Regions from separate parts of the Homo sapiens genome. Here region 1 is linked to region 2. A link is a loop called in an ENCODE intact Hi-C map of the cell type or tissue named here. Cell type or tissue: mammary epithelial cell. All regions are shown on one strand. Each heading gives the region's core, and the rest is flanking DNA. Links, peaks and the distances in the headings are about the cores only. Region 1 overlaps LOC100507053 (a long non-coding RNA gene). Region 2 has its middle 28 kb from the start of ADH7.

Region 1 (15,733 bases), core at 6,531-14,530, 350 kb before region 2:
AGATTGCCAAACTCTTGGGCTGCAGTTATGGTGGCACTTCTCTCATTTGGGGTTAGTGTCTGATCTAGCAGTAACATTATATCTCTCCATGACAGATCAAAGGATTGTCCTAACCCTTGTAAAACATCAATGTAGCCATCAGGGTTATCTGAGAATTTACCTAGGTCTATTTTAATTTGTTTCAAGTCTGAGAGGGAAAGAGTTACGTGCACTCTGACTGGGCCAAATTCTCCAGAATATATCTTAGGAGCTTTTTTGCCTTGGGGGGAACATTTCCCATCTGAAAAAAGAACATAGGGATGCCAGCACCCCTAGTCATTTTCTGATGAGCCTTAGTCCTACAGCGTCCTCTATGGTCCTAATGCTTATTCCTTTCCAGGGTGCATAACCACCCATGGACATCTGCTTATCGGATTAGTTAACATTCACTGATGTAGCAGTCCTGCACCCCTTTTCCCGCCTTTCTTGACCACAAAGAAAGGGGTCCAGGCTGCTGGATTCTAGTGGTCCTTTACCAGTGTGCCCAACATTGCCTTTGTGCTCAGGGGTGAGTCCTAGAGCTAGGCTGGGTTCCTGAGTATTTCATAACAACCCAGTTGCCCCATCAAGATGCATTCCCATAAACAACAGTTCTTATGCAAATTCATTTCAGAGAGGGTGTAGGTAACCTTTGAGTCAGGATTGAGATGGAGTTTTTTGATTCTGTAAGTACTTTAAGGCTTGGCTGAGTGCAAAGGGCTCATACGTTTGAGCAGACCAATTATTAGGCAATTTTTCTAACTCTGCTTCTACAAGAGTTTCCCTATCAATTACTGAATACCCATTGTGGTTTTTTTTCTCCATCACCTGGGAGGAACCATCTATTGTCCTGTTCTGAAGGGAGTTCCTCCTAGGTCTGGTGGGACCTTCGTATGGTAATTAAGATTTAAATCCCTTTTTAGGAAATCTGCTGGGTTAAGGGAAATTTCAGTGGTTAATGTTAAATCATCTTTTTCTAACAGAATAGTCCTACACTTTAAGATTTTTGAGTTAGTAAGCTACCTTTTGGCTTTGTTTTTTTTTTTTTTTTTTTGACTTAGGATAGTTCTGAACTGGTGAGGTGTGTTCACAATGAGGTTTTCTCTAAAAGTTATTTTTCTACTTTCTTCTGTTAGCAAAACAGTTGCCACTACAGATTGAATGCATTTGGGCCATCCGCAGGTTACTGGGTTAAAGATTTTTGATAGGAAGGCTACGAGTTGTTAGTGGTCTCAGTGTTTTCAGGCTACGCCCTTGTTTACACTGACAACAAGGTAGTATCGAGTGTTATAGGGTCACAGAGAAGACCTTCAATTATCAATTATAGGTTTTAAATTTACTCTGGCTTTTAAAGGAATAGGGCACACTGTTTTTTCTTTACTACTTCTGTCTTTCTCTTTCTTTCTCTCTCTGCCTCTCTTACCCACCACCCCCACCTCTCTGTCTCTCTCTGTCTCTCTCCTCTCTGTCTCTGTAGGTGGATTTTGGAAACACAGTGGAGGGTCGTTCACTTGTTGCCCCCATTTGCCGCTATAGGAATATGTGCCTCCCTTTAATTTACTCAATTCATTTTCATCTTGATATATTATGTTGTAGACCCAGTTCCAGTTGTTAAAGTACTGGGTTATCAGTTCTAAGGCCCTGGCAAGGGTGGTGGGGAACGGGTCCCACATAACTGCCCATGTCGAGAGCTGCATGCCTAAATTGGGAGGAACACCAGGGATAAAACTCCCTGGATTCATAGCCTAGGTGCCCAAGGACACAGCGTAGAGCTTCCTTAGATCCCTTTAGAGATACAACTTGCTCTAATACTTGGGAGAGGAAGTGAAAGTCTGAAGCATTAGTATCTAGGAGGCAGGGATCAGAGGAAGTAGATTCAGAAGTAAGAAGAATTTTGGGGCTACACTTTCAAGAAAGTTGTGGTTGGGACCCAGGAGGTATGGGTCAGAAGGAGAGGTAGGGGCACACGCATGGGCGACTGTTGAGTAGAGACTTCTGGCTGCACCATAATCTCGACCATCCAATGCTGGGGGTTTGGGACAACAGCTTTCTGCCTCTAGTCAACCCTCAGCTTCCCCAGGAAAATTGTGAAAGCAAAAGCTGGTTCTAGGTAGACCAATGCTCCCAACCCAGAAGGGTTGGGGCTTGTTAGAAAGCCTTTTCCCAGGAAGCCTCACACCTGAGTCTTAAGTCCAGTGGCCATGCTAATTGTTTTTAACTGGCTGACAGGTGCCTGGTATTTTCCTCCAATTCTAAGGAAGGATAGGACAGAATGGCGAGCAAATTATTACTCACCGCTTTGAAGAATCCCCGTACGGGCCACCGAATATTACGGGTGGATCTTTGTTCATAGAACTCCCAAGATGGTGGTGGGCCACTCCCAAGATGGTGGTGAGCCACTCCCAAGATGGCAGCAAACCTTTTGTTCTCTGACCTGGGGTTCTTGGCCTCATGGATTCCAAGGAATGGAACCTTGGGCCATGCGGTGAGTGTTATAACTCTATTAGAAGCCGTGGGTCACGGAAGAGAACCGTGGAACCCAGCGACTAGTGTTCAGCTCTATTAGGACGAACCTGGGCACTTAGCTGCGCAGGAACAATGGCGAGACTTTAGCCTGATTGGGAGTGGCAATGGATGCCTCACTGGATCAGGGGCACAGCGGACACCCTGCTGGATCTGGAGTGGTGGAAGTCAACAGCGGGTCTGTGATGGCAGCAAACAGTGGTGGACGGCAAGTGAAAGCTCAGCTCGAGCCATAACAAATACGAACCAGAAGAGTGTGCAGTTGCAAGATTTAATAGAGTGAAAACAGAGCTCCCATACAATGGGAGGGGACCCAAAGGGGGTTGTCCCCCCAAAAATGAAGATTTATTATCTCACACAACCAAAAGTCTAGAGGATGTTGATAAATTCTCCTTTTCAGTGATGCCAGGGCCCTAGATTGCTTCTCTGCCATTTTCTTGTCTTTCCCATCATGGTTGCAAGACAGCTGCTGCAACTCTGGCCTGTCATGTTTTTACATGACAGCATCCAAGGGCAGGAAGGGAAGAGTCTTCTTTTCACCCTTCCCTACTCCTTCCCCTGCTTTTTTTTAATAAAGAGGGAAATGGCTCCCAAAAGTCCTCCAGCAGACTTCCTTTTATGTCTCATTCACCAGAACTGAGTCACATGTTCATTCCAAATCAGTCACTACCAATGGGAATAGAATTAGACTAATCATGGATCATCTCCTGGAGCACTGGGAGAGTCCCATCTTCCCTGAGCTCATTATTGCCTGTTTCTTGAACAGAATTGGGGTTCTCTTTCTAAGGGAGAAATGAGGAATGGCTGATGAATAGGCAATCAGTGTAGGGAGCCTCCTTTTGGGGGAGTTCTCACCTATTTATAATGTAACTTAAAAGACTTCCAGCTTTGAGCAGAGCTTAGAGCAGAAGAAGTCTCTTTAGCTGGCCTAAATTGTCACAAGAACAACTCTGATGCCTTCCTTTTATGGAATAAATGGTTTTCTTTTCTTTTCTTTTTTCTTTTTTTTTTTTTTTTGCAACGAAGTTTTGCTCTTGTTGCCCAAGCTGGAGTGCAATGGCACTACCTCAGCTCAGCTCACCACAACCTCTGCCTCCCGGGTTCAAGCGATTCTCCTGCCTCAGCCTCCCGAGTAGCTGAGATTATAGGCATGCGCCACCATGCCTGGCTAATTTTGTATTTTTAGTAGAGACGAGGTTTCTCCATGTTGGTTAGGCTGGTCTTGAACTCCTGACCTCAGGTGATCTGCCTGCCTCGGTCTCCCAAATTGCTGGGGTTACAGGTGTGAGCCACCGTGCCCGGCGGGAATGAATGGTTTTTAAGTGTCTGTGGCAGGTGTTGAATGTAACCTGTGGGAAGGTCCAATAATAGAAGCATGATGGAGAACCTCGAGTTTTAGAGCAAAGTAATGCTTGTTTCAGTCCTGTTGTGATTAAATGCCTGGCTATGAGACACACTAGGTGATTGTGCTACCTGAGTTTCTCACTGTGAACTGGGTATTACCTGATCCACAGAATTATAAGGCTGGACATGCCCAGGAGAATACTATTATCAAGTGGAAGTGATATATCTGTGCTATCTGAGTGGGCTCTCTCTCTCTCTCTCTCTCTGTGTATATTTGTATATATACGTATATATATATACACATATATATGTATATATATACCTATGTATATATACGTATATATACATAGGTATATATGTGTATATATACACATGTATATATGTATATATACGTATATATATACATAGGTATATATGTATATATATGTATATATATACACTACACACACACACACACACACACACACACACACACACACACACACACATATATATATAAACTGGATCCCAGCAGGTCCCAAAGGTGCTGGGAGAGGAAGTGAAGGAAGAGTTAACTCACACTCTTCCTTCACTTCCTCTCCTTGGGGGAATTTCCTATAAGCAGTTCAAAGAGCAGGAAGAGAATTATAGCTTGGTTTAGAAATGCTCTGCACAATATCCTGGTAGTTGATAGTGGCAGACTTGGAAAAATCTTGCTGGGGTATAGAACTTCAAGCATTATATTTCTGTGAGCCCTCTTGGACAGGAATGAAATCACCTGAAGTAAAGATCTACATTGACTTATGGGTAGTAATTTATGATTTGGTCAGATGATCAGGGACTTTGAAGGAATATGATTGTAAGATTGGTAACAAGGAAATCTGGAGTAGCGGTGTGATGGACCTTTTGTAATGGTCACTGAGTGAGGAAAATTATGTTCCATGTGCTTCTCACCAAAAGGTCTGATTTTGAAGGACATTGTCAATAATTAGGTGAACAAGATGACCACCTTGGGGATGTTGTTGAGCAGGGCATCCAACTGCTTGCTCAGTGGGCTTGTAAACGTAGTGGCCGTGGATATAAGCATGGACCCAACATCATAGATACTTTCTTGTCAAGGCTGTTCTAGCTCAGCCACTGCTGAATACCAGATTGAGAAGTAGCACCACCAACCCTGGGTCCCCAGTATGGTATAATAACTCAAGGGGAGTAGACAGTTTCTATGGGACAGGTTGGTCACATTTGATCTCTTTCATCATGGAGGAGGCAGAAATTTGTTCTCACTGGGACCAACACTTACTCTGGATATAGAATTGTTTTCTGGCTCTGTCATGCTTCTACTTCTACTATCATCCATGAATTTATTAATATAAATTAAACATAGACTCAGACTCTGAGATTTAAAAAATTAAGGCATAAGCTTTAAATTACTCCATTATGCATGTAGGGGGAAAGGAAAATGCTAATGACTTTCTTTTAACTAAGCAGAAAAACTAAAATACTGCTTAGAAATACAGAGATGTATTCCTACAACATTCTTCCCAGGTCAAAACCTTGTCAGTAAGACAATCAGAATTACAGATTCTTTTTGGAGGTTATTTTCATAGGACAAAGCAACACTTTCTAACACTTTAGAGTCTTATAAGACATTTTGGTTCAAATAACATTTACAGAGAATGGATTTCTTTTTAGTAAGGAACAGAAGGTGTTCTAGTAACAGTTATGAATATTCACACAGCTCCATATTGCTGAGAACAAATGGATATTTTTTGGAACATTCTTAATTTATTACCTAATCAAATCAGATTTTTTGAAATAGTTAATGATGCAGAATTGTATTTCTCTTTTCATAGATGCAAGGAGAAGGGACATCCTTTTTCTCAGACTTCTTTGGTTAATTATAAAGATTTATTTTTAAGGCCAGCTTCTGAAATTTTATTAGCTATATTATAAGCAGGTCTATAGAAGATAATTTTATTGTCAGAAATGGAGAAAGTGATAAAAAGTTATTTAATACCAAAACATAGGATGATATTGTTTTTCTTCTATATTATTAAGTACCTTGTTTACCTATAATTTCTTTCAAAAAGAACTTGAAACTTCAGAGAAGATAAATGGTCTATCCTTGGGTTTTTTATTTTATTTTATTTTATTTTGAGATGGAGTCTCACTCTGTCACCCAGGCTGGAGTGCAGTGGCGGGATCTCAGTTCACTGCAAGCTCCGCCTCCCAAGTTCACTCCATTCTCCTGCCTCAGCCTCCTGAGCAGCTGGGACTACAGGCGCCCGCCACCACACCCGGCTAATTTTTTGTATTTTTAGTAGAGACAGGTTTTCACCGTGTTAGCCAGGATGGTCTCGATCTCCTGACTTTGTGATCTGCCCACCTCCGCCTCCCAAAGTGCTGGGATTACAGGTGTGAGCCACCGTGCCTGGCCTATCCTTGGGTTTAAAGTTATAGAATAATAGTGCCTAAGAGGTATGAAAGAAAAAAATTAAAAAATAAAGTTATATAATAAGAGCAGTCTGGTTTAATAGCATTTCAGAGTGGATATATTTAGGAATTTTATAAAGCTCAATATTTGTCAACAATAGGAGATGGCTGGCAAGAGAATACATAGAGACTGCATTTACTGGCATATTTTTCCAAATAAGGATGTTATTCAGACTGTATGTAGAATATTGAGTTTAAGTTATACTTAGAGACATTTAATTAGGAATAAAGAGGACTTGGTGGTAGTGGGAAGAGTAGGGGAGAGGCATGCCAATTGTCTTCAACTCTCCGAGGGACTAGGCTTACTCTGTGATACTCCAGAGAGCAGAACTAGGAAGGCAGAGCTTAGATTTAGCCATAAGGAAGAAATTGGCCTGTGTATGTGTTAAGCCCAAGGTTAGCTGACCTGCCAGACATATTTTAAAAAGTGATTTCTTTATTGCATTTGGAGTTGGAAACCATCCATGTTTCTTCACCCAACTTTTTACTTTGAAAAATTTCAAGATTTCAAAATCTGAAAAATAGTACAATAAACATCTCTATGTCCTTCACCTAGGTGTACCAATATTTTTTGCCACACTTACTTTCTCTCTCTCTCTCTCTCTCTCACACACACACACACACACACATATTTTTTTGCATCAATGTTCATCAAGGATATTGGTCTAAAATTCTCTTTTTTTTTGTTTGTGTCTCTGCCAGGCTTTGGTATCAGGATGATGCTGGCCTCATAAAATGAGTTAGGGAGGATTCCCTCTTTTTCTATTGATTGGAATAGTTTCAGAAGGAATGGTACCAGTTCCTTCTTGTACCTCTCGTAGAATTCGGCTGTGAATCCATCTGGTCCTGGACTCTTTTTGGTTGGTAAGCTATTGATTATTGCCACAATTTCAGATCCTGTTATTGGTCTATTCAGAGAGTCAACTTCTTCCTGGTTTAGTCTTGGGAGGGTGTATGTGTCGAGGAATTTATCCATTTCTTCTAGATTTTCTAGTTTATTTGCGTAGAGGTGTTTGTAGTATTCTCTGATGGTCGTTTGTATTTCTGTGGGATTGGTGGTGATATCCCCTTTATCATTTTTTAGTGCGTCTATTTGATTCTTCTCTCTTTTCTTCTTTATTAGTCTTGCTAGTGGTCTATCAATTTTGTTGATCTTTTCAAAAAACCAGCTCCTGGATTCATTAATTTTTTGAAGGGTTTTTTGTGTCTCTATTTCCTTCAGTTCTGCTCTGATTTTTGTTATTTCTTGCCTTCTGCTAGCTTTTGAATGTGTTTGCTCTTGCTTTTCTAGTTCTTTTAAATGTGATGTTAGGGTGTCAATTTTGGATCTTTCCTGCTTTCTCTTGTGGGCATTTAGTGCTATAAATTTCCCTCTACACACTGCTTTGAATGTGTCCCAGAGATTCTGGTATGTTGTGTCTTTGTTCTCGTTGGTTTCAAAGAACATCTTTATTTCTGCCTTCATTTTGTTATGTACCCAGTAGTCATTCAGGAGCAGGTTGTTCAGTTTCCATGTAGTTGAGCAGTTTTGAGTGAGTTTCTTAATCCTCAGTTCTAGTTTGATTGCCCTGTGGTCTGAGAGACAGTTTGTTATAATTTGTGTTCTTTTACATTTGCTGAGGAGAGCTTTACTTCCAACTATGTGGTCAATTTTGGAATAGGTGTGGTGTGGTGCTGAGAAGAATGTATATTCTGTTGATTTGGGGTGGAGAGTTCTGTAGATGTCTATTAGGTCTGCTTGGTGCAGAGCTGAGTTCAATTCCTGAGTATCCTTGTTAACTTTCTGTCTCGTTGATCTGTCTAATGTTGACAGTGGGGTGTTAAAGTATCCCATTATTATTGTGTGGGAGTGTAAGTCTCTCTGTAGGTCTCTAAGGACTTGCTTTATGAATCTGGGTGCTCCTGTATTGGGTGCATATAGATTTAGGATAGTTAGCTGTTCTTGTTGAATTGATCCCTTTACCATTATGTAATGGCCTTCTTTGTCTCTTTTGATCTTTGTTGATTTAAAGTCTGTTTTATCAGAGACTAGGATTGCAACCCCTGCCTTTTTTTGTTTTCCATTTGCTTGGTAGATCTTCCTCCATCCTTTTATTTTGAGCCTATGTGTGTCTCTGCACGTGAGATGGGTTTCCTGAATACAGCACGGTGATGGGTCTTGACTCTTTATCCAATTTGCCAGTCTGTGTCTTTTAATTGGAGCATTTAGTCCATTTACATTTAAAGTTAATATTGTTATGTGTGAATTTGATCCTGTCATTATGATGTTAGCTGGTTTTTTTGCTCGTTAGTTGATGCAATTTCTTCCTAGCATCGATGGTCTTTACAATTTGGCATGATTTTGCAGTGGCTGGTACTGGCTGTTCCTTTCCATGTTTAGTGCTTCCTTCAGGAGCTCTTTTAGGGCAGGCCTGGTGGTGACAAAATCTCTCAGCATTTGCTTGTCCGTAAAGTATTTTATTTCTCCTTCACTTATGAAACTTAGTTTGGCTGGATATGAAATTCTGGGTTGAAAATTCTTTTCTTTAAGAATGTTGAATATTGGCCCCCACTCTCTTCTGGCTTGTAGAATTTCTGCCGAGAGATCCGCTGTTAGTCTGATGGGCTTCCCTTTGTGGGTAACCTGACCTTTCTCTCTGGCTGCCCTTAATATTTTTTCCTTCATTTTAACTTTGGTGAATCTGACAATTATGTGTCTTGGAGTTGCTCTTCTCGAGGAGTATCTTTGTGGCATTCTCTGTATTTCCTGAATCTGAATGTTGGCCTGCCTTGCTAGATTGGGGAAATTCTCCTGGATAATATCCTGCAGAGTGTTTTCCAACTTGGTTCCATTCTCCCCATCACTTTCAGGTACACCAATGAGACGTAGATTTGGTCTTTTCACATAGTCCCATATTTCTTGGAGGCTTTGTTCATTTCTTTTTATTCTTTTTTCTCTAAACTTCCCTTCTCACTTCATTTCATTCATTTGATCTTCCATCACTGATACCCTTTCTTCCAGTTGATCGCATCGGCTCCTGAGGCTTCTGCATTCTTCATGTAGTACTCGAGCCTTGGCTTTCAGCTCCGTTAGCTCCTTTAAGCACTTCTCTGTATTGGTTATTCTAGTTATACATTCATCTAAATTTTTTTCAATGTTTTCAACTTCTTTGCCTTTGGTTTGAATTTCCTCCTGTAGCTCAGAGTGGTTTGATCGTCTGAAGCCTTCTTCTCTCAATTCACCGAAGTCATTCTCCATCTAGCTTTGTTCTGTTGCTGGTAAGGAGCTGTGTTCCTTTGGAGGAGGAGAGGTGCTCTGCTTTTTAGAGTTTCCAGTTTTTCTGCTCTGTTTTTTCCCCATGTTTGTGGTTTTATCTACTTTTGGTCTTTGATGATGGTGATGTACAGATGAGTTTTTGGTGTGGATGTCCTTTCTGTTTGTTAGTTTTCCTTCTAACAGACAGGACCCTCAGCTGCAGGTCTGTTGGAATTTGCTAGAGGTCCACTCCAGACCCTGTTTGCCTGGGTGCCAGCAGCGATGGCTGCAGAACAGCGGATTTTCATGAACCGTGAATGCTGCTGTCTGATCGTTCCTCTGGAAGTTTTGTCTCAGAGGAGTACCCGGCCATGTGAGGTTTTAGTCTGCCCCTACTGGGGGGTGCCTCCCAGTTAGGCTGCTCGGGGGTCAGAGGTCAGGGACCCACTTGAGGAGGCAGTCTGCCCTTTCTCAGATCTCCAGCTGCATGCTGGGAGAACCACTGCTCTCTTCAAAGCTGTCAGACAGGGACATTTTAAGTGTGCAGAGCTTACTGCTGTCTTTTTGTTTGTCTGTTCCCTGCCCCCAGAGGTGGAGCCTACAGAGGCAGGCAGGCCTCCCTGAGCTGTGGTGGGCTCCACCCAGTTCGAGCTTCCCGGCTGCTTTGTTTACGTAAGCAATCCTGGGCAATGGCGGGCGCCCCTCCCCCAGCCTCACTGCGGCCTTGCAGTTTGATCTTAGACTGCTGTGCTAGCAATCAGCGAGACTCCGTGGGCATAGGACCCTCCAAGCCAGGTGCGGGATATAATCTCCTGGTGCGACATTTTTTAAGCCCGTCGGAAAAGCGCGTTGTTGGGGTGGGAGTGACCCGATTTTCTAGGTGCCGTCTGTCACCCCTTTCTTTGACTAGGAAAGGGAACTCCCTGACCCCTTGTGCTTCCGGAGTGAGGCAATGCCTCGCCCTGCTTCGGCTCGCGTGCGGTGCGCTGCACCCACTGTCCTGCGCCCACTGTCTGGCACTCCCTAGTGAGATGAACCCGGTACCTCATATGGAAATGCAGAAATCACTCATCTTCTGCGTCGCTCATGCTGGGAGCTGTAGACTGGAGCTGTTCCTATTCGGCCATCTTGACTCCCCGATCACACATTTTTTTTGATGAACCATTTGAAAGGAAGTTGCAAAACTCATGAAATTCACCGCTATCTTCTTCAGCAAGTATCCCCTAAGAACAAAGACATTTTCCTACTGTTCCCATTCATCCTTAAGATAATGTTCAGCTTGCAGGTGCTATGATTCTCATAAACCAGTAAGAAAAATACTGCCTGTTTTCCCTGTAATACAGGATTCATTCAGTGAAGTTCTTGCTTGCTTCACAAGGTGCATTGCTGGAGGCCTGCTCTCTGCAAGCCTCTCAAAGAATATGAAAATAGTCCTGCCCTCAAGAAGCTCTTCAGATGAAATAATATGTATGAAAATACTTAAATGTCAACTACGATATAAGTGAAAGATGCTATTTTATCTCTTTGCAAATTCTTTTTCTCAAAGAAAATAAGATTTAGCAGATGGAAAAACGTAAAAAAAAAAAACCGAAACAAAACAAAACAAAACAAAACAAAACACCAGAGGGCACTATAGTAGCATTTGTAGTAGCATTTGAAAAGCAATGTTTGAAGGCATTGTAAATATATCTTAAAACTGCATAATTTTTTCTTCTCGGAGTAATATACTGTGATTGTATTGCCTTCGAAATTCAACTACTGTGCACCGTATTAACTGGTGTTCTTAAGTGTTTGTAATAATTTCAGACCAAAAAATAAGTTTTTTTTTTACATAGACCCATGTATCTTATTATACTGAACAATATAATTTTTTTCCTGAAAGTTTAATAATCTTTAACATACTGAAGGTCCATGGCTTATATGCCTTGGACAGATTTTCAATGTTTGGTCCAGAGCATTGTGGGAGGGGGAGCGGTAATTCTAATGAAGTGTTTAGAACACGGGAAGGTAGATCTTCCATCAAACCTTTAAATTACCACTTTTGATTTTTTCCTTTGGAGGGGTCAAGTTCCATTCCAGTTTTATTTCACTGGCTTGACTCCTTTGAAATATTTTAATTTTTGTTGCCCCTACTCTTTCAAAAAGCAATATTCTTTAAGTGAAGAATGAATGAGAATACTCAGGAAAAGTGGACAACTGTCAGTAGTTTACAAACTTTTAAAAATGCCTTTGAAGCATAGTTCTTAACTGGAGGTTTTCTACATATTGCCAATGGCATCATTGATGTATGATTTTTGTTTTCTCTGGAGTATCATATAGAGATTCAGCATTCATTCCTCATTTTGAAAGAGATATATTTGAGCAACTTAGGCATTTGATGTGCATTTTGAAAAATTATACTATTGGCCAGGTGCAGTGGCTCATGCCTGTACTCCCAGCATTTTGGGAGGCCAAGGCGGGCAGATCACCTGAGGCCAGGAGTTCGAGACCAGCCTTGGCAACATGGCAGAAACCCATCTTTACTAAAAATACCAAAATTAGCTGGGGGTGGTGGCACACGGCCTGTAATTCCAGCTACTTGGGAGCCTGAGGCAGGAGAATCACTTGAGCCTGGGAAGTGGAGATTGCAGTGAGCAGAGATCGTGCCACTGCCCTCCAACTTGGGTGACAGAGACTCTGTCTTAAACAGTAACAACGACAACAAACAAAACAAAACAAAAATTATACTATACATTACTAGGAATTTCAACTGGGTGCATGGAGGAGAAAAAAAGCCTCTGTTGCTGAAGGAATGATGGAGGTGAAGCCTTAAACTCCATGCATCTCACTCTGGGGTTTCTCAGTTTTATTTTTGCTTCTGAGACAGGGTCTTGCTCTGTCGCCCAGGCTGGAGTGCAGTGGTGCAATCACAGCTCACTGCAGCCTCGATCTCCTGGGCTCAAGTGATCCTCTTTCCACCTCAGCCTCCCAAGTGGCTAAGACTACAAGCACACACTGACATGCCCAGCTATTTTTCATTTTTACTTTTATTTTTAGTAGAGACAAAGTCTTGCTATGTTCCCCAGGCTGGTCTCAAACATCAGAGCTTATGCCATTGTCCTGCCTCAGCCTCCCAAAGTGCTGGGATTACAGATGTAAGCCACTTTGCTCAGTCTCATTGATTTTATATACAATTCTAACAGCTCTGCCAAGGATAATCAGAATTTTTTTTTGAATCGCAGAACTAGGTATGAAAATTAGAAGACTGATAGAGACAGGGACATTTACTGCAGCAGTGATTGCTCAGAGGGTGGGGGGCAGTAGAGAGAGACTGAGACTACTGAATCACAATTTAGCATAAAAATTAATGATCATAATAATATGGACAAGAGACAGGGAAATACTGGATAGAAGAGGGTGGTTCCCCAGCAAAGGCCCCACCCTCAAGTCTGGAGACCCTCAGCCCTAAGTGGGAATGGGCATTTCTGTTTTTGTGCCCTGAAAGTTGCCTTTTGACCTGCTATGCCCCCCATCTGGTACCCATATGAACTCTGAACCTCAGGCTCTAGAAGCAGATGAACAGATGAGGAGATGAGGAAACAAGCAGATGAATGGCAGAATGATGTGGCAGAGAAAGAGAGAAGAGGAGGAACATCTAAACACCAAGAGGAGTTAGGCTGGGGGCGGTGGGAGAGGAGTTTGGCCTCTGGATGGCCAAACTCTAGGGGAAGAAAATCTTCCTACTCCATCCCCACTTCCAGCTCCCCATCCATCCTGCTGAGAGCCACCTTCACCACTCAATAAAACCCTGCATTCATCCTTCAAGTCTGTGTGCAACCTAATTCTTCCTGGATGCTGGGCAAGAGCTTGGGATACAGAAAGTTGTCACACTGGCCCTCTGCCCTTGCAAAAAAGCAGAGGGTCCATTGAGCTGGTTAACAGTTATGTTGTCTGTGGACAGCAAGGCTAAAAGAACCTTGTAACACTGGGGCTGCAGGCACCCACCCCTGGACACTACTGTGGGGCCGGAGCCCGAAGCACTCGCCCTGACTCCTGCACCTGCCAGTCTGCATGCTCGCATTCTTGTCAGGGGTTTGAGCAATGGTGACTGAACAGGCGAGTCACACCCCTGTTGCACATCCTGTGAGGGGGATCAGGGAACTCTCCCATTTCAATAATGACTATTCTGAGTTGTTAAGATTAGATTTGGGATTATCTAATTAGGAAAAAAAGGAAATATAGAAAATGTTTTGGAAAAATTCCATTCAAAAGGGTGAATATGAACTATTCACACACGAGGATAGAATTTTGTTATCAAGCAACGTATATTTATCGACCATCTCTGATAGAGGGATGGATTCAAAGATCGTTCTGCCTTCAGGGATTTTACAAACATGTACTTGAAAAACTAGCAATGGAAACGGCGTGTGATAGGATTTTGATTAAAAACACCGAGCATCAAAGGAGATCAGGGAGTGAGAACAGCTTTGTGGCTGCAAAGATCTGAAAAAGAGGTGGGTCTGAAATGGAATCTAGAAAGGATTCACTGAAGCAAAGGAAAGGAGGAAAGGGATGAGGAGAGAGAAAAGAACTGATATAGGGAATTGCATGAGAAAGGCCAACAACCTGTGGGGTGCATTTTAGTCCCACAATGCCAACAAAGAAAGCATTTACAGATAAAGTGTCTGGCTTCCATTTCTAATGAGAGAGAATCTTAAATAAGCAAGAATATAAGTTTCTACTTTGAGATATTAATTACTATCCTTTCAGCCAAAACTTTCAAAGATGTTTATCTTCTCTCAGAATTCAATACGTGGTAAATCATTTTAAAGAAAACTGATAGGTTTCAGAAATTGCTCCAAGATGAAAGCTAGTCTTTATTACTCTGATCTAAATTATTATGTATCTTACCTGTTTTTTTTCCTTCAACTTTTATTTTAAGTTCTGGTCCAAGGTGAAAGCTAGTCTTTATTACTCTGATCTAAATTATTATCTGATCCTTTTTTTTTTCCTTCAACTTTTAAGTTCTGGGGTACGTGTGCAGGATGTGCAGGTTTGTTACATAGGTAAACGTGTGCCATGATGGTTTGCTGCACAGATCAACACATCACTTAGGTATTAAGACCAGCATCCATTAGCTATTCTTCCTGATGCTCTCCCTCCTGCCCCCCAGACAGGCCCCAGTGTGTGTTGTTCCCCATGATGTGTCCATGTATTCTCATAGTTCAGCTCCCACTTATAAGTGAGTACATGTGATGATTGTTTTTCTGTTCCTGCGTTATTTGCTGAGGTTAATGGCTTCCAGCTCCATCCATGTCCCTGCAAAGGACATGATCTCATTCCTTTTTATGACTGCATAGTATCCCACGGTGTATATGTACCACATTTTCTTTATCCAGTCTATCACTGATGGGCATTTAGGTTCTATGTTGTCCTTTTAAACTGTTCATTGTAACATCTCGAGTATAATAACTTGAAACCTTCCATTTTGCTATTTTTGTATACATCTTTTTATCTGTTAAATCTTATAACTATAAAAGTTTACTTACTACATTATTTTATAAGTACATCAATTTTTGTAACTTTTAATTGACTATTGAAAATAGCATTAATTAGTGCCAGTTACAGATCAATAGTATTAATTAGTGCCAATTGCAGATCATTAAGCTCAACATTATGTGTTGTAAAAATTATGAAAGATCACTGATCATTAGAGAAATGCAAACCCAAACCACAATGAGATACCATCTTATGCCAGTCAGAATGGTGATTATTAAAAAGTCAAGGAACAACAGATGCTGGTGAGGTTGCAGAGAAAAAGGAATGCTTTTACACTGTTGATGGGAATGTAAATTATTAGTTCAACCATTGTGGAAGACAGGGTGGTGATTCCTCAAAGATCTAGAGGCAAAAATACCATTTGACCCAGCAATCCCATTACCAAGTATATCTCCAAAGGAATATAAATTATTCTATTATAAAGATACATGAACATGTATGTTCATTGCAGCACCATTCACAATAGCAAAGACATGGAATCAAACCAAATGCCCATCAATGATAGATAGGATAAAGAAAATGTGGCACATATATGCTATGGTATACTATGCAGCCATGAAAAGGAATGAGATCATGTCCTTTGCAGGGACATGGATGGAGCTG
Region 2 (15,733 bases), core at 2,899-10,898:
AATGTCACTTTTGATTAAAAAGTAGCATTTTTCATATTTTAAAGCTTATCTGTTTTTCAAGTCCCTTTGAATTCCCTTAGCATTTCTATAAGCTGAACTGCTCCTCTAGTTTTGGTCTTCTCATATTTCCTTATCAATTTCTCCACTAGAGATGAGAGATGTTATGAAGGAATACTAGCCAATGTCATTTATCAGACAGACAACTAGAATATTACTTTAATCACATGCTGCTTTAAATCAGGCCAGTGCTAGCAAGCAAATTTGGGGTATGGAGTCTAATAGATTTTAGTTGGAATTCTGGCTCTGATACTTAGCAGCTGACCATAATAAGTTACTAACCCCATCTAGATCTCAGTTTAAACATTTGTGAAAAGGGAATGTTTTAATACCATACAGGGATTATGTAGGAATATGATGAGAACACCCAAAGTACATAGGTAATTCTGTTATACTGTGCCTTGTACAAAGTGGCAGCTTTCCTGTTTCTTCATAGAAACAATTTTTATTCTCTTTGTTTTATACAAAATTCCTAAAGGAAACAATCAAATTTATCTTGAGGAGATTCTTTATGACAGTTAGAAATTTTTCTTCCAAGGAACAGAAATACTTTAAATAAAATGGTGTGTGTGTGTGTGTGTGTGTGTGTTTAAAAAAATCCAAACTAGCCAGAAGTTTAGAGTTTGGTGATTGCTGGCCTTGGTCTAGGGCCCTAGTGATGTCAGGACCTTGGGCTGGCTTTTGTCCTTCCTCTCATTCTAGCAAGATGGCGCCTGCAGTTGCAAACATCTCATCCTCACACAAACACAAAAATCCAGAAAAGTACTAAATAGGACATTCCCATTCACATGCCTCCTTCTTTCATGGAAAGCAATCTTTCCCAAAAAGCATCCTGGCGATGTCCCTTTACCACTTTTCACCAGAACTAGGTCACCTGTGAAACCTAGACTAGCAGCAGGGAAGGGGATACTTGCCTTGAGATGTATGCCAAATAAAGCTCAGATTCTGTTACTCGAGTAGAAAAGAAATACATGGAAAATGGTCTGCGAGCCATATCATTGTGTCTAGGGCAACAGTCCTTAATGTTGAAATTATTATGGACAGTAAGGAGAAATAAATCAGTCCCTGATATCCAGGAGTTGATCTGACACTCACAGCAAGTTCAGATGTTCTTTGTTAAACATAAATAACTTCCCAAATACCAACATTACACAAATCTGCTGTGTGACCATAATGGATTAAGAAAAACATGGCCACTCTGTAATCATGTCAGAGCATGCATACACATATGTCTACATACATGATCATTGTTCAAATCACAAAAGTGACAAAACATCATACTTCCCTAATGTGGAAGTGTGAAAAAAATGTCTGCAGTTTTTGAATCCTCCTCCCCTCAGGAGGTAGAGCTTCCCCTCCTGTTGGGTGGCTGGACTTAGTGACTTGATTCTAATGAATAGAATCAGGTGGAGGTGACAATGTGTAGTTCTAAGACTCCATCATAAAACTCATTGGACCTTATTCCTTCTGCGCTCTCTTCTTCCTCACAATGGGGTAAGCCATGTCAGAGCAGCCCTATAGAGAGGAACTGGAGCCTCCTGCCGACAGCCACTTGAAAGTGTTGGAAGCTCAACTTTGGCCCCAGTCTTCTAGGACTGCAGCTCCAGCTGACAGCTTCAGTGAGACCTCAAGAAACGCCTTGAGCCAGAACTACGCAGCTAATCCTTTCCTGGATATCTGATCCTTAGAAAGAGTGAGAGACAACTAACTGGTGGTTGTTTTAAGCTGCTAAGTTTTGGGATAATTTGCTGCACAGAAAAGATAACTACAGTATCTGGTTAAATGAGTAACTGCTGCTTCTTTACCAATTACAGGTTCATTTCCACTTTATTACTCTTGCCTTCTTGATAAATGCTATTAAAATGCCCAATCATAGAATTGCCCCTGCTTCCTGACAGCATCCAATCCCAGGCAAAGCTCCACTTCCTTAAACCCTTTGCAGACTCATCTAACACAAGCACAACTCTTATAATAACTTCTTTCTGGCATCCTCTTATGAGATACCTTACAGTTCCCAAAGGCATGTTGTCTCTTGTTACAACAAGCAAATAAACCCAAATCTTTCTTTGATTTCAGGTGTCTCCCTGGTGGACTTCAACTAAAGTCATCAAAAGTAGTTTGGAGTTGTATTGGACAATAAGCTTTCTGCACTATGCATAAATGAAAATCAATTCAAGCTGTTAAGAGATATGATTACACAAATGTTAGCTAATATTTATTGAATGTTTACCATGTGCCAGATGCAGGGCTAAGAGCTTTACATGCATTATATCGTTTCATTTTTATGAAATAACTTTATGAAGTGGTTGATATTAGTATTCCCATATCACAGATAAGTAAATTGAAGGGTTGCGAGGTTAAGTAACTAATCCAATATCACACAGCTAAGCAGCAGTGGAATCTGAATCCAGACTTTATCAAGACCAATATTTCTAACTATTAATAGATTATCCCCCACCAATGTGTATCATAATACTGACTTAAATCTAACAGCCAGTGATTCCATATCTCCTCAGCCTGATAGCCAACTAACTTAGCACCCCACTAACTGGCACTGTCTGGAGTTCTACCTTTTCCAATCATCTAGAAACAGATTTCACATGTTCTTTATTGATTCCCTCAGGGACAGCACAAGGGAAGAATGGTAAGAATTTTATGGCTAAAGCAATTTTGAAAACCACGTATGTAACCTTCTCTTCTATAACAGTCACAAATCTGGATTCCAAATCCTGTACGGACTCGAATTCTTAGGATATTTAAATGCAGAAACTTTTTCTTGGAAATAAAGTATACATTGTATTTCTTTTTCTAATCCAGTAAGTCATCACAAGAAGAAATAATCAATATATTAAATGATTTTACTGTTTCTTATTTGTTTCTATGTATTACTTTTCACAAAAGGTAATTTCCCCCCACAGCTGGAAAAATAAAGGAGCAGAGGCCTGGAGACTCTTGGCATGGCCGAGGAGCACAGGAGGTGAGGACAGCCTTGGGGTAAAGGACAGCCGCCGAGGAAGATGAGCTGCTTCCAGGGAACAGACTCTGAGAGAAGAGGTGTACACATTTTAACCAAAAGAAGAAAACCAGGAAATTGGAGTTGTCTGAATGAACAATCATTCCTAAGGAACGCTGTGAGGTGAAACCTGATTCCTGTTTCAGACTCCCCCAACACCTTCCTGTCTCTGCCCTAGTCTGCAAAGATTCTTAACTATCATTCCTTCATTCCACTCATTCATTTAGCTACCGATTATCCTAACAGTGGCGCAACATTGTAGTATGTGCAACATAAAAGACACATTACAGTAGGGCAGAAAACATAAGACATTGTCCTATGAAAAGTTTCGTAAGACGATAAGCAGCTAACATTAATTAATCAAACAAGGAGTATTGTATTAATTCAGAGGCAAGAGCACTGGAATCTGGGATGGGCTTGGGAACAGGTGAGCTCACAGAATGACTCTTGCCTGTGGCTAGTGCCATATATAATTATGCATGTTTAGTCATGAATCTCCTGTTTCCTTGGTTTCTGCCTTGTCTGCCCGCTAGATTGCCTCACACAACACAGGGTCTCAAAAGTAGAGCTCCCTCCTTGAAATGTTTTGAGATCCAGGTCTTTCTTATATCCTCTCCCCTGACTTATATCCCTCCTTCTGTTCTTGTTTTGCTCCGTGTGAGGAGAGAGCTCGCCAACCCATCTGACCAACGAATTTGGGCTCATGGATTAAAATGGCACCACGCTAGGAAATGTGCCAGCTAAAGATTGATTCTATTATTGGGACTTTGAGAAAGGCATCGAGTCAGTCTGAGGCAGTCATACCATGGTTGCACTATATGCTGCCTATTCTGTTCCTTTGGAGAGCCCAGCTTCAGGAACCCCACCTCAGTTTATGTTAAAACATAGCCCTGTGTAAATGTAGCTTTCTCCATCCACCCCAGTGGAGGAGTGAAAGTCAACAAAACAAATTAGGTAAGTCTAAATTGATTCAGCAAGACAGGCCAATTATTAACTTATTTTGAGTGCACTATCATATTGGAGTAGTTCCTTTTAAAGAGAAAAATGAGAGAAGACTGAGAAACATCAATGTTTTTAATACTTTGAATTATCATGTTATAAAAATGATTTATCTAAAAATATTAACTATATTTTTTCTTCTTACTCTTTTAGGTCTTTCTAGATAAAATTATTTGCTTAGTCATTTTCAGTTTGGTTCATTTTCAGTGTTTCATGGTGAAAAGAAAACAGGTTTTGGAGTTAGAATCTAAGCTTGACCAGGTACTAACTATGTACCTTGAAAAAGGTACTGCATTTTTCAGAGACCCAGTAAATAAGGCATGTCTTAAAGAGGTATTATAAATGTAGAATAACATAATGAAGTTAAAGTGCACACTGTAATAGGTACTTACTAGGACAGTTTTATTTGTGATTGCTAATCATTATTTTGGAGGGTAATACCTTTCATTTTTCAACCAAAGTACCTAAAGATTATATATAGAATATATATTCTGATATATAGATATATATATTCTGATATATATCTGTATATATATGATATATAATATATATATATATGCACTTTTTTTGAGACAGGGTTGCACTCTTTCACCCAGGCTGGAGTGCAGTGGCTCGATCTCAGCTCACTGCAACCTTTATCTCCTGGGTTCAAGTGATTCTTCTGCCTCAGCCTCCCAAGTAGTTGGGATTACAGGTGCATGCCACCATGCCTGGGTAATTTTTGTATTTTTAGTAAAGACGGGGTTTCACTATGTTGGCCAGGCTAGTCTTGAACACCTGACCTCAAGTGATTCACCTCCCTCGGCCTCCCAAAGTGCTGGGATTACAGGTATGAGCCACCGTGCCCGGCCCTAAAGATATATTTTAAGTCAATGTAAGTCTTCTGGACAGCACCAACTTCCTTTCCCTGGTCCCCCATCCATCCTGCTCTGTAACTGGGTGGGCTAACTGACTCAGGTGGACTAGTCCAGGGCTTTCTTGCCCCTTGGCTGCATTTTGGCCAAGGGAGGTGTCAGTTGGAGGTTGGGAAACAGAGTGCAGGGACAGAATGAGGCAGAATCAGGTTGGGGTATTTATTCCCCAGACACCTCTTGGCTGGCTCCCTCTATCCAATGAATCTCTGTCCTGAGGCCCTCTTCATACAGCCCTGCCTCTCTCCAGCTTCCAGCAAGTGCTTCCTCTCCTGCTCCCACACATACCAGCTCCAGGGTCCTAGACCCTTTCTGGTTGCTTTTACAAAATGCTATCCATAGGTTTATAAATAATCTCTTAAACTCTTTGCAATAACTCACCTTGATGACACCACCTATTTATTTCCTACTAAAGCCAGAAATGACACAATGATTGTTACATTTTCTACTATTATTCCTTCCAGACTGCATTGGATTTTGTTTCAATAACCTATAGATATTATCAGTCAGATTATTTCATGAAGCTTGCCTCCATAGATAACAGAAATATGTGCTCTGGAGGAACAGAAGCTTTGGTTTCAAACGCAAGTTGGTTCTGGTCATGACTCTGCCACCTTCCAAACTAAGTGGTCCATCCACAACTTCTTTATAAGCCTCAATTTTCTCACCTGTAAAATATGGGTAATAAAAGTTCCTGCCTCGTAGGATGATTGTGGGGGTTAAATGGAATAAATGCATGTAAATTGCTTAATGGAGTGTAGAACATTGTGATCATTCAATTAGCTATTAATATTATTATTCTAGGAAAAAGAAAAGGATGTCCCCCCAGGCGACCATAAATGAGCAGCTGGGCTGTCAAATTTGCCTTTAATACTGTAACATTTCTGGTACTGGTCAAGCTACTGAAAACTCAGTATTGTATAAACCCAACATGACAGGGAACAGGGTGACAGGGCATTGGTGGAGCGGTCAGTGCCCTCTGGCCCTAGAGCAAGTCTTTGAGGCCTGGTTCTAGTTATTTTTCTCAACCCTGGGTCTTTATCAATCACCAGGGAAGGTTTTTCAAACATAAACTGTTGGCTGGACTTCAGAGCCTACACGATTTTGCAAAGCTCCTCAGGTGCTTCTGATGTTTGGGTTAAGAGCCAAAACTCTTTATTCCAAGGGTCATTGGTACTGTCCTGGACAGAGGTGGTCCTGGGCTATGCCCTGTAGGTTTCCTCTAGTCCATAGCCAGAGAGGACCAACATATCTTCAGAGAAAGCAAATACTTAGAAAATCCTAGGGTTAGGAGGATAATATTTATCCTTGAGGCAGGGTTACCAGCCACAGATTAGAAGTAGGAGACGCCTCTTCAACTTGGAATAAAGCCCTGGTACCAGATATTAACAAACTCAGTATTCTCAGAGGGAAACTCTCAAACTGCTGACTTCTGCACATGGTCTGTTAACATCCAGGTGCTTCAGGGTTACTGCAACTGCCCAAATTCCAACTTTTCTGGAAGGACAGTGCCTGTCACTGACTGGAGATTCTTTGTGTCTCCCCCTCTTCCCTTGCCCTCCTTTCCCACAGCCTACTGTCCAGCCATAAGAGTCTATCTCTAAGTCAGTGCCTTTCATTTCACCAACTCCACACTTGTCTTATGTATTCATTCATTAAGTCACTCATTCACTCAGTAAATATTTATTGAACTATCACAGAGGGTAAATCCCACCTAAATATCTGGAGAATCTGCTGCAAAAAGTCCCCAAGTGATCCTTTGGTATTCCCAGAGCGAGAAGGACTCTTCTAAATATTCTCATCCTTGAATAAAAATTTAAGGGCCAAGCATATTCCATATTTCTCTGGCACTTGTGAGTTTGTAAAGCATTTTTGTAGGGATTATTTTAATTGTTAATTCTGCTTATCTTGGGATGTATTATTATAAGTATTTATAGCTTAACTTTAGTGAAGAAAAAATGGAAGACTATTGAGGTAGGTTGCAGAATGTCAATTATTGAGGTAGGTTGCAGAATGTCAATTATTGAGGTAGGATGCAAAATGTCAATTATGTCAGTGGAAGTAACGTATTGCAGAATGTTCCAACTTATCAATAATGTCTTATCGAAAGGGCTATATAGTAGCCTTTACTTTTACCTTCTAAGGGTTTTTAGTTTAGGGAGGTAAATGGCCACAGCCTTTCTTGCCTCCAATCTTGTGTTCCACCTCTTCCCTAGCTGACTGGGCACCGTGAAGTCTGTGCCTGGTGTGTTACCACCACCTAGTGGTGAATATAGCACTTAAACCCTGTGACTGGAAACAAGATGTTAGAAGAGAATATATAGGTAGACTTAGATTAACATCGGTTTGAAAAGAATCTTGAATTTCTCTTCCCACTCCAGAAAGCCACCCTGATATAGATATATTCTTTTGACAAGTTTAGATAGTACATAATCAGCTATTTTTAAAAGTAGGCATTCCAGTGCCTTTTTGCTGTCTTTTCTCTTGTCACACCCTACAGTAATTTTTCCTTAAAAGCTTTTTTTAAATCATAAACCAACTATCATTTTAACTATTCAGTATCTGTGAAATATCTAATATGGATATGCAAATGGCAGAGAATGCTCTTTAAACTTCTTTTATCAACACTTAAATTACAGCACTTCTCTCAATGAATTGAAATATCTCTTCTCAGAGCCAGAAGAACTATGTATTCAGAAGTGCTCCATTTTGAGTTCTAACAGAAATAAACCTAAGATATTGCTTGATAACAGCTGATAGTAATTAGACCCACTGACTGGAAAAAGTAAATGCATAATACTTTGCATTACTTTGGTAATCCAAAGTAATGTCACTCATCCTAAGATTCCCTAAAGGAGCTCAGGAAACATTTCCACTGTCTGTCCTTTTTATTCAGCTGAGGGAGCAGAAAAATGAGAAACAAAGAGCTCATTCATATGTGTGAATTTTGAGAATCTGTCAACATTCTCAGGCTGATGATGCACCACTTCTCCCATTTTTTCTAAACATGGAACCAGTTCTGCCACTGGCTTCTGTGCGACACTGGTGAACTTGCTCACGTGTTTTTGGGTTTCAATTCCCCTGCCACATTACTTTGTTTAAAAGAACCATGATCCTACAGTCACCTTCTACTGGGTTGAATGGTGGACACCCAAAAAATGTTCATATACTAATTCTCTGGGACCTATAAATGTGACTTTATTTGGGAAAATGATTTTTACAGATGTTAATTAGGTTAAGGATCTCTTGATCATTCTATATTATCTTGGTAAGCCCTAAATCCAACACCCTGTATCCTTTTAGGACACACAAAGGAGATAACACAGAGAGATGGAGAAGACCATGTGAAAATAGAGGCAGAGTTGAGAAATACACAGTAAGCCAGCAAGCCAAGAGAAGAGGGATGGCTGGGTTATATGGTAGCTTTATTTGTAATTTCTTTAGGAACTTCCTTATTGTTGTCCATAATGGCTGCACCAATCTACATTCCCATCAACAGTGTACAAGGGTTCCCTTTTCTCCACACCCTCACCCACACATTCTGTTGCTTCTCTTTTTGATAATAGCTATCCTAAGATGTGTAAAGATGTATTTCACAGTAATTTTGATTTGTTTTTTTTTTTTGAGACGGAGTCTCACTCTGTCACCCAGGCTGGAGTGCAGTGGCGCGATCAGGGCTCACTGCACCCTCCATCTCCTGGGTTCAAGCGATTCTCCTGCCTCAACCTCCCAGGTAGCTGGGATTGCAGGCATTTGCCACCACGCCCAGCTAATAATTTTTTGTATTTTTAGTAGAGACAGGGTTTCGCCATGTTGGCCAGGCTGCTCTCAAACCCTTGACCTCAAGTGATCTGCCCGCCTCAGCCTCCCAGAGTGCTAGGATTATAGGGGTGAGCCACTGCGCCCAGGCTTGATTTGTTTTTTTTCTAATTATTAGGGATGTTGAGTACCTTTTAATGTATCCATTAGCTATTTTTATGTGCTTTTTGACAAATGTCTACATCAAGTCCTTTGCCCATTTTAAAACCGGGTTATATATGTTTGTATGAGCTATTTATAAACTTTGAATATTAACCTCCTATCTGGTATATGGTTTACAAGTATTTTTTCCCCAATCTGTAGATTGCATTTTCATTTTGTTGGTTCTTTCCTTTGCTGTGCAGAAGCCTTTCAGTTTGATATAGTCCCATTTATTTATTTTTGGGACTAAATCCAGTTTCTCAGCACCATTTGTTGAAGAAACTATCCCTTCCTCGTTGTGTTTTCTTGGTGCCCTTGTTGAAAATTAATTGACCATACATATTTGGATTTATTTATTTCTGGGCTCTATGTTCTGTTCTATTGGTCTATGTGTCTGTTTTTATGCCTGTATCATGCTATTTGGGTTGCTATAGCTTTGTAGTATATTTTGAGGTCAGATCTTGTGATACCTGCAGGTTTCTTTCTTTTGCTCAGGATTGCTTTGGCTATTGAGGGTTTTGTAGTTCTATAGAAATTTTATAATTTTTTTCTATTTCTGTGAAGAATGTCATTGGTATTTTGGTAGGAATCGTATTGAATCTGTAGATTGCTTTGAGTAGTATGGTCATTTGAACAATGTTAATTCTGCTGATCTGTGAACATGGGATGTATTTACAGTTGTTTGTATTCTTTTCAATTTCTTTAACTGTTTTATAGTTTGCCTTGTAGAGGTCTTTCACCATCTTGGTTAAATTTATTTTTAAATATTTTATTTTATTTTTTGATGCTATTGTAAATGGGATTTTTTTTTCAGCTAGGTCATTATTTGTATATAGAATGTCACAAATTTTGTATGTTGATTTTATATCTTGCAACTTTACTAAATTCATTTATTATATTAACGGTTTTCTGGTGGAGCCTTTGGGGTTTTCTACATATAGGATCATGTCATCTGAAAATAGAGATAATTTTACTTCTTCACTTCCAAATTGGGTACCTTTTATTTCTTCTTCTTGTTTAAAAGTATTATCAAGAACAATTAATTAGTTTTCCCCCATTGATTAGGATGTTAGCTGGGAGTTTTTATAGATGACCTTTAAGTTGAGGAAGTTTCCTTTTATGTCTAAACTGTTAAGAGTTTTTATCAAGAAAAATCTCGAACTTTGTCAAATGCTGTATCTGCATCAATTGATATGATCATTTGATTTTTGTCCTTCAGTCTGTTAATGTGATGTATCGCATTGATTGATTTCCATATATTAAACCAGCCTTGCATACCAGGAATAAATCCCCCTGTGTAGTTATTTTTGGCTGTTTTGACTTTTAATCTTTATACTAGAGATGTACAAAGCACCATAACAGTATTGGCATATTCTGAATTTGACTATATATTTAATTTTACTGGTGAATTTTATATTTAATCTTTAATTTTCTAGTTATTGCATTATAAAAAGCAAAAAGGAACAGGTGAAATTAATCTCAGTAACATATTTAATCTAACCAGGTATATCCCAAAATATTATTTCAACATGTAATTAAATCAAAAAGTATGAATCAAATATTTTCCATTACATGTATAGCACAACTTAATTGGAACTAGCCATATTTCAAGTGTTTAATAGCCACATATGGCTAGTGGCTACCTCATTGGACCCTATGCCTCTATAGTTTCTATATTCTCTACATTTATGTGATTTAAATTTTTATAATGAAAATTTATTCTTATATTACTTTTACAACTAAAAAATGAATAAGAAAGGAATAAAAATTAAAGAAACAAAAGTTTTTGCTGTCCAGTTTAAAAATAAATTTTTAAAAAACAATAATATACTCATGGAGAAGAGTTAGAAAATAAAGACTAAAATAAATCAATCAAATTAGCCGTCCTCTTTATGCCCAGAAAAACCACATTTAGGCTGGCCACTGTGGTTCACATCTGTAATCTCAGCACTTTGGTTGGCCAAGACGGGAGGATCACTTGAGCCCAGGAGCTTCAGACCAGCTTGGTCTCAAGACCCTGTCTTAAAAAAAAAAAAAAGAAAGAAAAGAAAAGAAATCAGAAAAAACACATTTAACATTTTGGAGAATTTTCTTTCAGGCCTTTTCCCATAAGGTATAGAATATATATAGTACCCTTTATTTTAAGGAATTTTCTCTCTTCCATTTATAGGAACATGTTGTATCTGTTGATGATTAAATACCCTTGGGTGTCCTGGCTATTGAAAAATGATTATAAAACCTTTAGTGGCTGAAAGAAAATTATGATGAAGTCTAGAAGAGAATCCTCTGACTAGAAGAGATTTGGAAACTATATGTGAACGTGTACCCACTTTTGCTTTTCTCTTTTATTTTTAAGACAGCCAAAATGTGTGTGTGTGTGTGTGTGTGTGTGTGTGTGTTTGTCTGTGTGTTAACCTTCAAACAATTCACCCCACCAAAATGTTTTAAGCCTTGATTTTATGTTAATTCTTGGACTGCTGATGGGTTATTTCCCTTTATTTTAATTCTTGGAGGTGTGGTAGTGGAGGCTGCTTAAACCACTGTGTTGACACATCCTGCAGATGGGAGTTGGTGAGGAATTCTCTTGACATCGATTGCAGCCAGGCGTGAAGATGAATGGTACTCACAGCAGCTAAAATCTTTCCTTCACATTTTACTGTTTTGTGTTTTGTTAGTTTTGTTTTTTAAACTTCTTAAAAATACTTTTCATCAGGTAAAATAGCAATCTGGGTTTTGGAAAGACATCAATTATGTATGGCTATGTTCACATTTATACTAGAAATTATTGTCTTCTTAGTGCCTTAACCTCCAGAGAGCCTTTCTATTTATTTTTCCAAAAAAGAGCAGCACTGGATCAAATGAAGTGTGTTCCAAAAGGAACTATTCCATTAATCATACATTTTCCATAATTCTTATTGCAGGATTTCAGGGCAGTCAACTTGTTTAAGGTCAGAGAATGAAAAAGAGAGACTTTTTCATATAAAGACAGCATTTAATTATGGAGTCAGATTTGCTCCTGCTTAGCAATCCCTGGCAAAACCACTCTCCTCCCATTAGTTAAAATAATCTCTTTTTATCACAATCTGTCCATTAAAATAACCCCCTTTTGTGAGAAAATTACTTACAAATAAAAATAAATGTTCTGTGCACCTAGAAGATCCCTACGAAGTTTCAATAACTGAGTTTAAGTGCAGAGGATAGCACTTCAACAAAGAATCAAAAGGCAAAATAAACCATAGAGATAAGGCTCAGTGATGAATAGCAGTGCTGGAGACTAACTGAATATGTGCTGGAAGTCTCATTTTGCCTTTGTTTGCTGACAGCTGCATTTTCCAACCAACTCAAAGAGCAATGAAAAGAACTCTTTTTCCTGACTGAACTCTATGCAAATAGGGAACGTTATTTGGTAGTAAGATGAAGGATGGAAATGACCATGTCATCTTAGATGATTTCCTTCCTAATCATCAAGGAAGCAACATTAAGAAGAATCAGACTTATATTTAAGCTTTGTAAAGGCCAAATTTTTTAAAGTTTAGGAAAAATAGGTTAGAGCCCATGGCTATGTACTCAAGACAATAAGTTGTTTCAAAGGGGAGGAATATTTAAAGGATGAAACTCTGACAATGGATTCTGCAAATGATCTCTGTGAGGAAGAATAGGGATACACATGTAACGATTCCAACATGGCTGCACTAGAGCTCTTAAAACAGACTTCTCAAAGAAGAGAACAACAAATTAAAGGAGAGCCCTGCTATCCAGGATAATAAAATAGAGTCTCGGGACCTATAAGAACAGTGTCTCAAAACTAAAGACCAAAAGAATGACTTGAGACTTTCTTTTTTTAAAAAAAAGTTAAGGGCAAATAAGGAGGCTTTTAATGTGGTTAATGTTATAATGCTATGTCTCAAACAAGGAAAAAGGAAGAGAAAAGAGTAGCTAGAGAAAGCAGAATTACTCAGGTCATTTTTCTTACATCTTTTCAGTAAGGAAAACTCTGATAGGTCGATCATGGGTAGACTAAACATTAAGAAACAAATTCTAATACAGGTCAAATGATGGTAAAATAGCAAGTGGTAGGTTTGAATGCTGGCAAATTATATTCTGGGATACTAAAAGAACCTATCTTTCTGATTGTGGATACATTGAGGAAGGAGAGAGCTATCTAAAGGGTGAACATGAGAAACTGCCACTTTTCTGAAAGGGCAATGGCTGCCTTTTCTTGTGTGACATTTCCCCTCACTGGAAGTGTTAATGTAGCAACAGCAAGAAAGGGATTCCCTGCTCTTACATAGTGGCTGGATTAGATCATCTTAAAGGCCTCGTCCCAACTCTGAGAGGCTATTAAAAGCCAGATTCCCAGCAACTGATGGGTTGCTGTATTACTCCATTCTCATGCTGCTGATAAATACATACCAAAGACTGGGTAATTTATAAAGGAAAGAGGTTTAATGGACTCACAGTTCCACATGGCTAGGAAGGCCTCACCATCATGGTGGAAGACAAAGGAAAAGCAAAGAGACATCTCATATGGCACCAGGCAAAGAGAGAGCTTGTGCCAGGGAACTCCCCTTTATAAAACCATCAGATCTCATGGCACTTATTCACTATCACCAGAACAGCCCAGGAAAGACTTGCCACCATGATTCAATTACCTCCCACTGGGTCTGTCCCATGACACATGGAATTATAGAAGCTAAAATTAAAGATGAGATTTGGGTGGGGGGACACAGCCAAATCATATTGGTTGCCCAACCATAAAATCTGCAATCTTAAAAATTACAGGGGGGAGTACACCTTGGTTTTAACAAAGCCTGTAACTTCAAATACTATGTTGTCACTCATTTCAATGAGCACGTGTCAGATAGGCTTCTCAAGATCCCTGGAACTAATAACATTCAGCAGCTCCCAGAGATATGGCCTTCTTAAATTTGTTTCTGTTGATGTCAATACCAATGATCCTGGAAGCACCAGTAGCTTTGCAACCCATAATAATAAAGAGACCAACTTCACCCAGGCCAAACACAGTACAAGTTAGAAAGAATTTGACCTAAATTATCAGAAGACACAGACATCCAAAGGCAATGCAGGCTGAGAAAGTGAGTGGACCCCATTCCACTGGGAAAGGGAGGTGATGTTTCTGGTCAATTTGTCTTTTTAAATTATTAAATCTTTCAAATAACACTTTCCTTTGAAAGGAACTTGAGAGCTTTATATGATGTACTACCAATCTCTAGACAACAGAGGAAAAGATTTCTTATAGGAATGTCAGAAACTAGTATTAGAATTGTCAAAATTATGATTCCCCTAAGGGCTTGGAGAGCAGTTTCCAATTTTTCTTTTTTAGGTTGAAGACCAGTTGAGTAGCAGTAGCTGTCGATGTAACTTTCTCCCTTTGGGCATTATATTTACATGAAGGAAGCTGCAAAAATTTTATTTTACCCAGCCACTGTGATTCAGTTTTTGGTGTCTACTTATGAGGTTGCCATGCATAAAAAACAGAAATATGTGGCTAAGAATTTCCTAGAAATGCACATAAAAATCTGTACTGACTGCATCTCCTTTAACCAAGGATACACATGTAATGATTCTAAATGATTCCATTCTAATGATTAGGCTAAACAATTCTAATAAAGTACGCATCCATAGAATCTATTTAGTAACTGTCATTCCTTATAAAGCCTTTATTCTCCTTTGAAATAACTGGAAGGGGGTACGAAATGTGACTAAGGCTCATAAAAATGAGAAAGGGCAACAAAAGGTAGCTGAATTGTTATCTTTAACCCGAACCTATTTACCTTTGTTTAGAAGAGGACAACACTTAGGTTCCATTATTGCACTAAAAAAAGCCAGTTAACTTATGCAATCTTCCTGAAAAGGGTGTTTTTTTAAAAAAATAACTTCTTGACTGAGAAGCCCTTGGCCCTTCAGGCAATTTCTGTTGAGACAGAAATGGTCAGCACCTTCAGTCATTAGTTCAGTGTCACTTCTTTTGGGGGATTGTCTATTCATGGTAGTCAACTGAGCATACACAATGCCCAGTTACCAATGGAGCATAGGCAGTTTATAAAGTTATGAATTTGTGTCAGACTTGAGAGTTGCAAAAATCAGTAGTATTAGGGGGTTTTATTTCTTGATAGATTTATTTGGGCCTTTAAAATTTGGCCCCAAATGTTGTAAGCAGAAATTCTTGTAGACAAAGGACAAATGAAAGAGCTGTCTTCTTTCCCTTTCTGTTCTCCACTTTAAGACAGCCCAGACTAGTATATGAGGGTATTTAAATTTCCTATACCAAAAGAGAAGACCAGCAAACTCTTTACTTTTCATATTCCAGTTTTCTTCAAAAAGCAAGCTTTCTAAATGATAATCTCCTAAAAATACCAGTTAAGAACAGATGCTACCATTTTGCTAGTACTTTATGAGAGAACTCCAAGAATCCTAATGAGTTGCTATCCCACTCTCAACACTTCCCTTTACTCCTGTTTTCCATGCATTCTTTTCTATATGCAAGAAAACAAAGAAAAATGCAATAAGTAAATGTAAAATACTAAGTGGTATAAACTAAGTTGTGTATTCTCAAATGTGCTAAGCAACAAGGAAGCCTGACTTGTAACATTATGTGTTTGTTCCTTCCTTTCATTTTGTGAAAATTTATAAAACCATTAAACCTAGAATGGGGGAAAAGAAGGCAACCATAAAAGCTGAAAAATGGCAGTCTTGGGCATACATCTCTTCCTCCTACCCCCCTTTCTTTTGTGCCTTGAGCTTTTTAAACAGGATGGCCTGAAGGAGGCAT

The links. Peaks named below come from ENCODE experiments on the same cell type or tissue, not always from the same donor. Only the 100,000 strongest peaks of a DNase experiment are listed, where the experiment ranks them.
Region 1: a loop joins it to region 2, with 15 times the contacts of the local background. A loop is called at or near these places in 66 of 110 quality-filtered maps.

What each region holds. Positions count from the first base shown.
Region 1 is chr4:99,107,090-99,122,822 of GRCh38, forward strand. The region is part of intron 1 of LOC100507053 (a long non-coding RNA gene); the gene reads left to right. Among named protein-coding and RNA genes, the nearest start is that of ADH5, 26 kb to the left of the region's middle. In mammary epithelial cell, for the core only: a CTCF peak has its summit at 11,221 (motif pointing right); no DNase peak of the experiment used is centred there.
Region 2 is chr4:99,455,830-99,471,562 of GRCh38, forward strand. No RefSeq gene overlaps it. Among named protein-coding and RNA genes, the nearest start is that of ADH7, 28 kb to the left of the region's middle. In mammary epithelial cell, for the core only: a CTCF peak has its summit at 7,238 (motif pointing left); DNase peaks (open chromatin) are centred at 3,382, 7,232 and 7,972; H3K4me3 peaks cover 148 bases; H3K27ac peaks cover 2,628 bases.